Regions from separate parts of the Homo sapiens genome. Here region 1 is linked to region 2. A link is an interaction called in ENCODE POLR2A ChIA-PET data of the cell type or tissue named here. Cell type or tissue: MCF 10A. All regions are shown on one strand. Links, peaks and the distances in the headings refer to the core of each region. The heading gives the core; the rest is flanking DNA. Region 1 overlaps AKAP13 (A-kinase anchoring protein 13). Region 2 overlaps AKAP13 (A-kinase anchoring protein 13).

What was found. ChIA-PET counts read pairs that join two places held together with the same protein. Peaks named below come from ENCODE experiments on the same cell type or tissue, not always from the same donor. Only the 100,000 strongest peaks of a DNase experiment are listed, where the experiment ranks them.
Region 1: POLR2A ChIA-PET joins it to region 2 with 5 read pairs; 2 of 35 experiments call an interaction of 5 or more read pairs at or near these places.

What each region holds. Positions count from the first base shown.
Region 1 is chr15:85,633,867-85,636,669 of GRCh38, reverse strand. All of the region lies in intron 8 of AKAP13 (A-kinase anchoring protein 13), which reads right to left. Among named protein-coding and RNA genes, the nearest start is that of LINC02883, 120 kb to the left of the region's middle. In MCF 10A, for the core only: no CTCF peak of the experiment used is centred there; no DNase peak of the experiment used is centred there.
Region 2 is chr15:85,493,153-85,495,955 of GRCh38, reverse strand. All of the region lies in intron 2 of AKAP13 (A-kinase anchoring protein 13), which reads right to left. Among named protein-coding and RNA genes, the nearest start is that of AKAP13, 110 kb to the right of the region's middle. In MCF 10A, for the core only: no CTCF peak of the experiment used is centred there; a DNase peak (open chromatin) is centred at 1,355.

The DNA.
Region 1 (2,803 bases), core at 211-2,710, 140 kb before region 2:
GAACACCAGCCTGGACAACAAAGCAAGAATCTGCCTCAAAGGAAAAAAAAAAAATCAGCAAAATTCAACATCTATTCATGATAAAAACTCTCAGAACACTAGGAACAGAAAGGAAATTACTCAACCTGACAAAGGCATCTATAAAAAACCTACGGTTAACATTATATTTATTGGTGAAAGACTAAATGCTTTCATTCTGAGATCAGTAACCAAAGATGTCCATTCTCATCACTTTTATTCAACAATATTCTGGAGGTCCTATCCAGTGCAGTAAAGCAGAAAAAGAAAGAAAACGCATACCATTGGAAAGGAAGAAGTAAAACTTGGTTTATTCACAAATGGCGTGACTGCCTATGTAGAAAATCCTAAGGAATCTATAAAAATACTGGAATAAATAATGTATTAATAAAAGCAAGGTTGCCAGACACAAAGTCAACATACTAGCAATGAGCAATTAGAAATTGAAATTAAAAGTAAAAGCAATACCATTTACAAAAGCCTCAATAAATATAAAATAATTAGGGATAATTTTAAGAAAATATGAGTAAGACTCATACTCTGAAACCTTTATAAAACATTGTTGAGAAAAATTAATGCAGACTTAAATAAATACAGAGATTCCATGAGATCAGAAGACTCAATACAGTTGTTAATTGTCCTCAAATTGATCACTACATGATTTCAAGACATACTATAAAAGCTGCACTAACCAAACCGGGGTGATATTAAACAGCAGACATATAGATCAATGGCAGAGAAGAGAGAATCCACAAACAGACCTTCACAGATATGGCCCATTGATTCCTGACAAAGATGCCAAGATATTTTAATGAGGAACAAATAGTCTTATGAACAAATGATGCTATAACGACTGGATACTAATATGTAAACAAATACAACTCCCCAAGATCTAAAATCTTACCCCAAACCTTACCACCTATAAAAATGAACTCAGAATACTTTATATATCTAAATGTTCAACCTAAAACTATAAAACTCCTAAAGAAGACAGAGGGAAACACTTTTATGGGAACTTCGGTTACACAAAGATTTCTTAAATAGTACATTTTTTAAAACATGAAAAAAAAGGATAAATCTATGTCAACCTTAAAAACTTTTACTCCTCAAAAGCCACTGTTAGGAAAACAAAAAGGTAAACTAAAAACTGAAGGAAAATATTTATAAAACAATTATCTGCTAAGAACTCCTACCCGGAATATTTAAAAATAAAAGAAACTCTTACAATGCAGTAACAAAGCAACATGATTTTTTAAATGGGTAAAAGATTTGAATAAACATTTTATTTAAAAAGATATACGAAAGGCAGATAAGCAAAAAAAAGATACCCAACATCATTAATCCACAGGAAAATGTAAATTAAAATCACAAGGACATAGCAGCAGACATCCATTACAAGAGTCAAAATTTGAGACTGATAATACCAAATGTTGGCAAAGATGTGGAGCAACTAGAACACAGTACTGTTGCTGAAAGAAAGCAAAATAGTACAGCCATTTTGGGAAAGCAGTTTAGCAGTTTTTCATAATGTCAAACATATACTTACATACAACATAGCATTCCATTCATTTACCGAAGAAGAATCAAAACCTACTGTCACACAAAGACTTGCACTGGAATTTTTAAAGCGCTTTAATTCATGAGAGCTCCAAACTAGAAACAGTCCAGATTGCCATCAAATGGTAAATGGATAAGCAAATTATAATATATCCATACAATGTTATAGATTCATAGAAAGAAGAAATGAACTGCTGATACAAACAACATGGATGAATCTCAAGAGTATTACGGTAAGTTAAAAAAAAAAAAAAGCCAGACTCAAAAGACTATGTATTGTATGGTTCTATCCATGCAATATCTAGAAAAGGCAAGCCTACAGTAGCAAGAAAACATTAGTGATCAGCAGAGAATGAAGGAGAAGACTGACTACAGGGAGACAGAACAGAACTTCTGAGCTGACAGAAGTGTTCCTATTATGATGCGGTAGTGATTACACAATTTAAATATTTGTCAAGGCTCACCAAACTATAAACTTATATTGGTTAATTTTGTTGTATGGAAATTTATACCAGAATAAAGCTGAAAACAAATACATTCTCAAAAACAGAAGTATAAAATATAAAATAAATTTTAGTCTTCACAATTCCCACACACCTTAACATTATAACCCTTTAATCATTAAAACTGACATACTTAGATGTAATTCTAAATAATATGAGCAGAAATATCTAAACAAACTACTAAGTAGTTGTGAATATTTGTATGCTCAAAGACAGAAGCCTTGATTTTATTCAATAACCTCTAAAATATATTTCTGATCACTTTAGTGAGAATCTTAAACTCTTCTGCTGACAAAGATCAACAGTTTTACTGTATATGCTAAGTGGCATAAGGCAGAAAGCTAGAGACATTTTGTCAAATTATAACTGACAATAAAATGAATGAAAGGAATTAAACTGCTTGCAAATAACCAGGCAAACTAGAACCACATGAAACAAAACACTTTATCATTTGCTCTGTTCAGCTATTTTACTATTACAGAGAGCAAAAACAGCAAGAATCAGGGGCCATCAAGGTTTCAGTTCCTGGTGTGTTACAAAATGATGCCAAAAATTTAAAAGTAATCCTGAATGGAACTGAATCTTCAGCAGGTGCCCTGGGATTACACATATTTAAAAATATCCTTTCTGAAAGGTACTTTAAGGTATACACAATAAGGAAGTAACCACAAATTTTGTAACTTTACCAACACCCTATCCACATCTTTCAAAGAATTGAAACAACA
Region 2 (2,803 bases), core at 268-2,767:
ACAGTTTAAAATCACTGGAGATTTTGTTTTGCACATTTTAAATAAAGAAAGGCATCTAGTGCCAGATAATTCTTTCTTATGGTGCTCTTCTATTATCAGGATGTTTTGCCTCCTCCCAGAAGCAGTTACATGCAAAAACATTTGGTACTGAGAGAAAACAAGAGAGGAAGGACGACATAATCAACCAGATCTGTTGGGGTTCTGGAAATTTGTTTTATAATTGGAATGGCTCTTCCCCTTGAAAATCTAATAAGTGTGGGTTTTATCCCAAACATATGGCAGGTAATGATTATTATCCCATATATTACCTTCGAGCATGCCTTGGAAAAAATTGAAATCTCACATCTGAGTAACTCACTGGCTTTAAAAAGTGTTTAATTTGCAGGGGCAAAAATATGCTGTTTGGCTTTCCTGAGGGAGACACAGAGATGTGTTCAATAGACCATAAATCTTAAGAGACACAAAAAAGCAAGTTTATAACTGAAGAATCTGAGATATGCACCCCAAATTTCTCCTCTTGAAATGTGTTCTTATAGTCGTTTTAGTTAGTGAATTATCAGCATCGAATACAAGCCATCTGAGTCAGTGTTCTGTAGAGCCAGCCACTCTGGAGTTACAGCTGCACAGATCATTAACCACAAGGGTCCAATGCCCACCGAAACATGTTGGAAACCAGTAAAGAACATTATTCTAACACAGAAAAAGCATCAAAGAACCATGGGAACTGAGCTTTACAAGAGAAAGCCTTACTGTTCCAGGGCCTTGGTCTTACTCTCACTGATCCAGAGCTAATGTGTAACCATCCTCTTGAGGAATCTCTAAGTATAAAGATGAAATAGCTGAGCATATACTTTATTGAGATGGCTATTACTGACTTTCCTATATCAAAAGTCACAAAACACATTTTATCTTGACTACTTCCTTCACTATAGAGGAATTTCAAATAATAACTGTAAACTATTTTCCAATGTACCTATAATCCATAAAGACAGTATAATCCTCACCTGTTCACTCCACCAAGAAAGGAGCACAATGCTATCTTTTTGAATATTCCTCTCTTCTTCATCTTCCAATTGCTACATTTTTTTCTCTTACTTAGCCCATTTGTTCTGAATCTTATACTATAACTTCTCTGCGCATGTACTTTGAGTATTAAATTCAAACCAATTAGGGACCTGCCTCCTGTACACCAGATAAGCTAATTATTTGCAGATTCTGCTACCTGTTCAGACCTCTCGTAACCTGCTGTGAAACTGCAGGCAACTTCCCTCAATCTCTCTCTGTAGTTCAATATCCTCACTCTTCCGGAAGACTGGGCTCAACCACTCCTAACATACAATGATTCCTATGACTCATCAAATTCGTCACCAGTCCTGACCTCTCCCATAAAGTCCATTCCTACATGTAGAACTGAGTGTGGGACATTCACTTGGGTGTAGTAAAATGATGAGAGGACAGAGGAAGTGACTTTCTCTGGCATATCAAGTATGGGATTCATCCACGTCGCCTAATTCTTGACAGCTATTATTTCCTTGTACCTTGCAGAGCTTCAGGCCTGGCCTAGACAGATCTCTTCCAGACTAAGCCTGGGGCCTGACATAAGGGGCATCCAAAGACCCTTTCCTCCTCCTTCATCAGAAGTCTAAAACTCTTGTTTCCTTTTCAGCTGTTAGTCTGAGGGAGGATTTATTTACTGTTTCTGGAGTCTAGTTGCTAGGTTGCTAGATCCAGTAGGGCTTAGAGTGTGGGAGTGGTGATAGATAGAGCCCATTAACTTTGATACCTTAGTTAAGGTGGTATTGAATCTCCATAATTTATCTGTTCCAGAGGAATTGGGCATATAAGAGATGGTATGAGTAGTTGTTCACTTTCCCCCTCTAAAGTTGTTTCTGGTTTGGAGGTATCTTTTGCATATTGGATTTTCCTAAAATGGGGTACCCTTGTTCTGCGCAAGGTGTACCCTTGAATATAGGTGAAAGGGCTAATGTCAACAGAGAGCTCATTTTGAGTGATAAATTGCCTGAGGTTTAAGGGGGCATTGTCTCTGCCTTTGTGGATACACATGGTTATTTAAGAAATGTAATACATTTTTTAATACCAACCTTTCCTTCATGTGCTTGGCTTTTTCTTTTATCATCTGACAGCATCCCTCGTCCCTTACCCCGTCTAGGACAAGACTATGCTTTGTATCTTGACAGTGAGGAGAGCTCTAGAGACAAAGGGGGCATGTACTATGTTCATAAAAAATAGAAGCAGTCACATGGCTTGCTATAAACAAATGGCTCAGATTATAACTCCCAAAAGAACTAAGATAATTCAGGACTGGAGAGATATAGGCACTATTTCTAGTACGCTTCTTCAACTAGGTAAGATATTATCTCACAGAATGCATCTCTGTAATAAAACTATCAAACACACTCAGCTGTACTTCACAGGGATGCTGTAAGGATTTCCTTACAGTTTCAAAGGTTCCACATGCACCATAAAGACAAGGTTATCACCTTCATTTCCCTGTTGGCCACACCTTCAGTAACAAAGGTGACATCACTAGCTACTCAGGGCCTATGCTAGGCAGATTAATGAATGAAACCTGGGAAACAAATGAGCAATTTTAAGAAAAGTAGCTCTGTCAAAATGAAGTGAATTTCATTAAAATTTTAGTAGTCTTATCTAAACTGTAGTTCATTCACTCACTCAATGAATGTTTACTAAGTGCCTACTATGTTCCATATTAAAAATGGTCATTATAGCTCAGCTGAGTATTACATTTCTTAAATAACCATGTGTATCCACAAAGGCAGAG